Regions from separate parts of the Homo sapiens genome. Here region 2 is linked to region 1. A link is an interaction called in ENCODE POLR2A ChIA-PET data of the cell type or tissue named here. Cell type or tissue: endothelial cell of umbilical vein. All regions are shown on one strand.

Evidence for each region. Peaks named below come from ENCODE experiments on the same cell type or tissue, not always from the same donor. Only the 100,000 strongest peaks of a DNase experiment are listed, where the experiment ranks them.
Region 2: POLR2A ChIA-PET joins it to region 1 with 9 read pairs; 1 of 35 experiments calls an interaction of 5 or more read pairs at or near these places.

Annotation. Positions count from the first base shown.
Region 1 is chr2:200,775,819-200,779,818 of GRCh38, forward strand. It overlaps the pseudogene AOX3P-AOX2P and the pseudogene AOX2P. Among named protein-coding and RNA genes, the nearest start is that of BZW1, 34 kb to the right of the region's middle. In endothelial cell of umbilical vein, no CTCF peak of the experiment used is centred here; a DNase peak (open chromatin) is centred at 2,473; H3K27ac peaks cover 458 bases.
Region 2 is chr2:201,731,677-201,735,676 of GRCh38, forward strand. It overlaps ALS2 (alsin Rho guanine nucleotide exchange factor ALS2), which reads right to left. Exons shown (of 34, transcript NM_020919.4): 13 at 1,600-1,762. Among named protein-coding and RNA genes, the nearest start is that of MPP4, 35 kb to the left of the region's middle. In endothelial cell of umbilical vein, no CTCF peak of the experiment used is centred here; a DNase peak (open chromatin) is centred at 2,065; H3K27ac peaks cover 2,453 bases.

The DNA.
Region 1 (4,000 bases):
TCCCCAGCTCAAGCTAAAAGGCTTTATTTCTTCCGTCAGGGGCTACAAGGCCTTCATGGACTGGGAGAAGGGGGTGGGGGACCCATTTCCTTACTATGTCTGCAGAGCTGCCTGTTCTGAGGTTGAAATTGACTGCCTGACAGGTGCTCACAAGGTAAGTCAAGTCTAACTTTCCTCTTGGCAAATCAAAACAACAAAAGTGTGTTGTATAGTAAATAGCCCAATTCCATTATGTAATTCTCTTATAACAAGAACAAGATTCTTTCAATTCCATGGGAGGGTCCAGAGATCTAGCCTTATCCTGAATTTCCACTTAAAAAGACAATATAGTAGTCAAAAATGAATTGCTGATGACAGTCTAAAATGTATTAAATTTCTTATTTCATTTAGACAACAAAATCACTTTCCAAGATTTCTCCCCCAAAAAAGCTTCTATTTATAAAGAAAAAACACATTTTCTAATCTGAAGGAATAACTAACTTAGTAAATAGTCTTGAGCAAACATTTTGAAAGCACATAGCAATGTGCTGTTTCTCCAAAGTCAATTATCCAAAAAGTATTACTGGAACAGATTTTGGGGGAAGAGAGGTATTAAAATAATTGTTACATTTTCTATTTAATTGAACAGCCAAGAAACCACACATTGGAGACAGGGAATCATACTTAACCCAAAATTAACAACTTGCATTATAAAGGATGCAATTTTACCCAAGGGCCTTGGAATAAATCCCTAAAGATATGAAACTTATGAGGATCTTCCAGAATTTATGATGCTAGAAAAGTCAAAATGTGGTCTTTTCTGTGCCTTTCAGTTTACATTTACAGTTTAAGGTTCAATAATTTCAGTATCACTTTGATCCCTTAAAATAGTTTATTTCTTAAAGAGGCAAAACTTCTTTTAACTAAAGAGAAATCAGAGAAATTCAGTGACAGGCCTGTTGCAGCTGGCCATTTGTGGTTGGTGAACTAAATCATCCATCAACTCAGTGTTAGTGCACAGCCATCTCTTTCCACTGTCCAGCACTTATAGTGCAAAACACACCAGGTTTCAAGGTAGAAGTAAACTGAAGGCCCACTCTGAGGTGTGTCCAATCTCCCTCCCTATCCAGGTTGAGGATAGATGAAGGCTGGTCCCAATGCCCAGAGTAGGTTGTCCAAGAGGCCAAGGTTTGAGTCAAAAGAGAATTGCCAAGTCCAAAAGGCTAGATAGAAAGTAGGAGCCCAGGTATTGAGCCCAAACAGAGAATGATGATCTTGTCAGAGCAAGCACTGGGAAATGGGGGGCAGAAGGGAAGCCCTGAGACACTCCGGAGATAGGCCACAGGCACTTAGGGGCTTTTAGTGGCTCCTTAATAACCTGCAGGCCCATGCCCAGTGCCAAAACAAGGGCCAGATTCATGTGATGCTTCTCAGAGAAGGAAGTAGATTAGCAAATCAAAGGTGGTCTCAACATTTGCCATGAATACCTTCCAAGATCTTGCAAATCCACAAACTCATACATGCCAGTATGGCTCTAGGATTTTCACAGTAAAATGGCAATAGTACCACCTGCCACAGATTATCATGAGGACTACATGAGCTCATAAATTATATTCCAACAACAAATTCAGGTTGAGAATCAGATGAACAACCAGGCACAACAATTATTTACCAAGTGACTCACTCAGACACACTAGCATGTCATGGACTTTGGAGTCACTTAAGAGGAGTCAAAACCATGAATGTACAAGATCTTCCAGGGTCATGGACAGTCCTGGCACTAAATTTGAAGAGTTCAGCAGGCATCTTAACAGCTCTAATGTTGACAGGGTTCAATGCAGTGTTAATTAGCCAGCAGGAGTTCTGGAAAAACTGGAGATCATTTGAGTATACCTGAAAATGATACTTTTAATTCAAATTTTTATGGTGAGGTAATTTTTATTTTGGGCAGAAAATCAGAACGGACATCATCATGGATGCATGTTGCAGCCTAAATCCAGCCATTGATATTGGGCAGGTAGGTGCTGGCCCATCTGGGCAGATGCCCCTTCCTGGGAGTCATTTCAGGGTAGGTAAAGGCCTTCTAAAAATGACACAATGTCACAAAGCTTGAAATTGTCCCCCTCCAGATTGAAGGTTTGTTTATTCAGGGAATGGGGCTTTATACCACTGAAGAACTGAAATATTCCCCAGAAGGTGTCCTGTACTCTCGGAGCCCAGATGAGTACAAAATTCCAACCATCACTGATGTCCCAGAGGAGTTCAATGTCTCCTTGCTGCCATCATCACAAACCCCACTAACCATCTATTCGTCTAAGGTAAGCATCCAAACCTACCACTGCACGGTGTCATGGATCGGGTAGCACAGGACAGATGAAAGCAGGTGGACAAAATAGTAAATCAATGTTAACTGTTATCAGGAACAAATCATTATAGACTGCTAGAATTTGGAGATGACTCACCCATGGCAATCGTGAGCCAAGAATTTTAATAATTTCCTCTTTCACTGAAAACTCTAAAACTCGCCAAAAAGCTTTGACTTCTTAATAGAATAACACTTTTACTTAAGACCCTGAAGACTATAATATTAAACAGGATTGGAGGCGCAATGCGACTGAAATCCTAGCAGTGGCAGCATGGACAGAACCCTGGACTGAGGTCGCAGAAGACCTGCGTTCCTGCCACAGCCCTATCCCCTCCCCATGGTCTTAGGCAAATCACTCACCTCTGAGGGGCTCAGGGTCCTCACCATACCCAGAAATGCATCTAGAACAGTGGTTCTCAACTGGGAGTGGGGGAAGTGGGGGAAGTGATTTTGTACAAGGCAGCCCCCGACCCCATTACAAAGAATTATCTGGCACAAAATGTTACTAGCATCAGAAAGCAAAGACATCAACCCTTAATAATTGCTAAAGTAATGAAACTGCAAATTAAAATAAAGATCATTATTTGTTTGCCTTGCTCTATGCAGATTACGTGAAAACCACCCTCAGAGTAAGAACTTCATCTAGGGTTGAGATGTATTGTTAAAGTTTCTTGACTCCTCTTAAGATATTAAAATATTTCCTGGCCATGGTGGTGCACATCTATAGCTCCAGCTACTCAGGAGGCTGAAGCAGGGGATTGCTTGAGCCCAGGAATTCAAGACCAGCCTGGGTAATCAATAAATAAGATCTTTTGGGAGACTTCTTGCTAGTACCCATCCTCCAAAAAAAAAAAAAAAGTATCCAACTCCATCTGTAGAAATTTCATCATGTCCAAACTGGATCCCACTGTCAGCCCAGGAACACCAGGAACTTCCTCTAGACCTATAGTGATGAGGTCAGGGCAAACCTGAAAGGAAGGACAATCAATGGGGCCTTTGGATTCTCATCGAACTGGAAATCACTCTAAGGGGAAAAGGCAAAAGGGAGCTAAGAGCCCACAGAGAGCAGCTTTTAAGCCACCAAGAGTAACACAGGGCAGAAAGGACTCTTGAGTCCTTGTAGTTGCAGACAGCCACTCACAAGCAGACACTCAGGAAAATCATGGGTTTGCAGGTCCCACATGGAGGGTACTATGTAGAAACAACAGAGAGCTACCAGGCACCGGGAGCTGTGCTAGGTGCTTTTGCGTTTCCTGATCCTTGCAACACCCAATAAAGTTGGCATCACTGCCCACACTTCACTGACAAAGGAACAGAGGAGATTATCTCACTTACCCAGAGAAACATGGGGAGTAAGGGCCAGGATTCAGACTCAGTCTCACTAACTTAAGGGTCACAAATTGGTGGTCTACTGGCTAAATCTAGCCTGAAGATGTACTTTTCTTTGGCCTACACAGTGTTTTTACAAGTCAGGGAATTTTACTTTAAAATACAGATATCTAAATTCTCTTGAGAAAATGGATGATCTGGTAATTTTGGCTGCATTCTTGGAAAGGCAACAACTAACTACAACCAAAGAACAGCTGCCCTTATAGACAGGACATGGGGGTGCTCTTCCTCACCTTACTTTCCACTGCTCCTTATTGTCCTTCATCT
Region 2 (4,000 bases), 960 kb after region 1:
ATTATAACGTATAGTGATGGAATACAGGCAGGTTTTGTTTTGAAAAAGCTTCCACAGTTGATTTTGAACCCCTGTGATAAGGATAAGGGCCATTGATATAACATGAGAAGTGAATAATAGAGAAAGAAAGTGTTAGCAAAACACAGAGTAAATAATCCTTCAGAGATGGATAGGTGAAAGAGAACCAATATAGTCAAAGAGGGCTTTATTTTCATGATAAAATGACTTTTGTCCCAGAATGAGGATGGGAGTGGGAGTGTTTCAGGAAGGAAATATAAAGCATATGAAAGCTACATCCAGGGAAACTGAACTCTGACTCTCAACAATTCTAAGCTGATCTGGTGGAAAATTTTTTTATTAATTGAGGCCATATTGAGGTGAAAGCTGTATCTCATTGGGATATTTGAGAGGTCAAACCTTCACAGCTAAAGCTAGATCAGTTTAAAGACCTTGTAGGTCTTTTCTTTAGTCTGGTTTCACAGCAGGCTCAAATGTAGAAAGCCTACATCAATCAGTTCCTGGGTCACTCTGAGGGGTGAAATCTGTTTAGATCAAGAGACAGACCCAAAGATTAAGAGGATTCTAAACCTACAAGGGGCCAGCGTGGTGGCTCATGCCTGTAATCCTAGCACTTTCGGAGGCCAAGGCAGGCCAATCACTTGAGGTCAGGAGTTCGAGGCCAGCCTGGCCAACATGGTGATATCCCATCTCTACTAAAAATACAAAAAAAAAAAAAAAAAAAAGTAGCCGGTGTTGTGGTACACACCTGTAATCTCAGCTACTCAGGAGGCTGAGGCATGAGAATCACTTGAACCTGGGAGGTGGAGGTTGCAGTGAGCCAAGATTGCGCCACTGCACTCCAGCCCCAGTGACAGAACGAGACTCTGTCTCAAAAACAAACAAACAACAACAACAATAAAAAAAACCTATAAGGGACTTTGGAGTCATTATAATTTTTCTAGAGCCTTTCAGGGTAGAAACAAAATGAAATCACATATTTCGATGGGATTTGAAAGGTGAATGTCTCAGGACCAGTTTTAACATACATCTATATCCTAGTGTGGTGCTAACTTCCTAGGATTCCACCTAACTAGTTTTATGTAAGGGTGGACTAGTTAACATTTGAGAAAATCCTGTAACTGATTCCTCTCAGCATTTGCTAAGGTAACCTAAACACCTGGCATAAAGTCTAGCATGAATCCAGGCTGGGTAACACCCCTGCCTTACAGGTGTATGCCATTATACAGAAAGCCAGGGCTTTAAAGAGCTCTGTTTAACTCATAGTCAGCATGCATCCAATAAATTTTGACAACTACTGAATGAGTAGCATCTGATAGAGTCTCAACTTTAGACAGTTTCATAAAATGAATACAGTTTATTCATCTTGATAAGGCCCTAAAGGGAAACTGAATCCACAGAAAACTCAATTTATCTACAGTCATACTTTCCTCTGTCATTTCCCTGAAGAAAATTAAATTTAATTAGACACAGGTAAATATTAAATTACTGGAGTTCCAGATCTTGTGGTGGCATAATCCATACAAACAACTATGATCCTTGGCTTTCCAAATGTCCAAAGAGGTATACATGGGAGCTTACCACTTCAAAACAAGTAGCAAGCTTTAGCAAAACTTTTGCGTAATTATGAAGTCGTCTGATTGGCAAGAAAAACAAAGTATTCAGTATTTCCATCAACTGAGTGTTTTCGTCATTCACTTCTGACAAATCTTGCAACAGCTCTTGGTTTTTATTTAGGAAATCACTAGAGGCAGAGGAAAAAAAAATTTAGTTAATCATTTTGGAATTGGTAATATGTACATTAAATAAAAAATTTCACTAGAAAGTACCTCTTTCAGAATGCACATTTTTTAGGTGCTGTGAAAGTAGAAATACAATGAAATAAGCCAGATATAATTAAAAGAATTTCCCTATCTATAAGACAGGATTTTTAGTATGAAAAGTAGCAAATGGTAGCAATACAAACGGTTAATCACAGACTTGTGCCTATATTCTAGGAAATGAATCATGCATCCAACAATTTAAGATGAATAATCAGAGACCAGCTGACACCATTACCTGTTAATTTCAAAGCCAAAAGTCACAGCAATAAATGGCAAGACTAATTGTTCTAGGCAGCTGTGCTAAATAGAAACACTGGAAGAAAAAGCAAAGCTCCTTGCTCCAACAGAATTAGTGTGGATATTAAAACACTTCTAATTTCTTCTTTTTTCCTTCAATTATTGATCACCTAACAAGAGTTTATTATAGGAAAGTAATAAAAAGCTGCAAGAACTAGTATTACAGTTAACAAGAAACAATAAAGATGATTATATGTGAAGATTTCAATGCTGAGATCTTCAAAAGCATTTCAAACTGAAGCCAAAAATTAGCTAATATTCAGTTTTTAATAAATTCATTGTTAAAATTTTATTCCAAATTTTAATGCTGATCAATAACCCATTCAGGCTTAGCTCACCAAACCAAAATACTTAATGGTAAAGCAGTAAGAGTTGGTGAGCTGGGTGCAGTGGTTCACACCTGCAATCCCAGCACTTTGGGCTGCCAAGGTGGGTGGATAGCTTGAGCCCGGAAGTTTGAGACCAGCCTGAGCAACATAATGAAACCCTGTCTCTGCAAAAAATACAAAAATTAGCCAGGCATGGAAGCGCACACCTGTAGTCCCAGCTGCTCAGGTGGCTGAGGCAGGAGAATCATTTGAGCACAGGAAGTTGAGGCTGTAGTGAGCCGTGGTTGTGCCACTGCACACCAGCCCGGGTGACCAGCCTGTCTCAAAAAAAAAAAAAGATCTTAGATAAAGTGCCCAGATTTTATTTATATTTGGCTGGTGCTAATGTTCCTACTTCTTTCTCCACGTTCTACTGCAGAGATCAGCTGAGGACTTATTTAATTTTACACAAGTGTTCTGCTTTGACCTGCTCCTGAGAGACGGAGGTAAGATATAGTGAACACAAACTCCCTTGGACCATATTTCTCCTCAATACCCAGTACCCAGTCTACAGTAGACCAGAAATGTTCCAACTCTTGTGAACTCCATTACTTTCCAGGACTCACTCATGTCCTTACCTATAATCTTCCCCGAAAGAGGCCAAGCTACACTCCTAAGAAATCTGAACCAGAAACCATCTCTGATCAGCTTATCTTTTCTTGGGAGTTTTTAATCTAATAGTGGCAATATCACTCTTTCCTTATATGGCAAGGTCTGTACTTTTTACTCAGATTTTTAAAATAAAAAAATATTAAAGGTAGAAACAACCTAAGTGTCCATCAGCAGATGAACTGATTGATAAAATGTGGTAATGTGTACATACAAGAGAATATTATTCAGCCATAAAATGGAATGAAATTTTGACGTATGCTACAACATGAATGAACCTTGAAAATACTATACTTAAAGAAATAAGCCAGACACAGAACGACAAATAAATACGTGATTCGACTCATATAAGGTACCTAGAACAGGCAAACTCAAACAGAGAGGAAGTAGAATAGAGGTTACCAGAGCCAGGCAGGCAGGGGGAGACAGTATGGGGGGAGTTATTATTTATCATGCACTGAGTTTTTCTCAGAGATAATGAAAAAATAGTGATGGTTATACAACATTGCGAATGTATTTGATGCCCCCTAAATTGTACACTTATTAGTGTACAATTAAGATTAAAATGATAAATATGACATTACATATATTTTATCACATTAGGAAAAAAACTTGCATAATAATCAAACCACCAGGCAAGCCTGATGTGAGCAGCTGAGTGATCAATTAGATGAATGATAAGTGCTTGTGCATCATCATCCAAGATCCACTAACAGCCATGTGGGCAGCCTAGCTGTGCTTTAGACATTCTCAAACTCTCCTCTGAAAATGAAATCTTTACGGTAATTTTAAATATTGACTTTGTAAACAGAAGTTGGAAAAAGATGTCATTGCTGCCTTTAACTATGTAAAACCCAGGCTCTGGGCATGGTGCTGTGCAAAAGG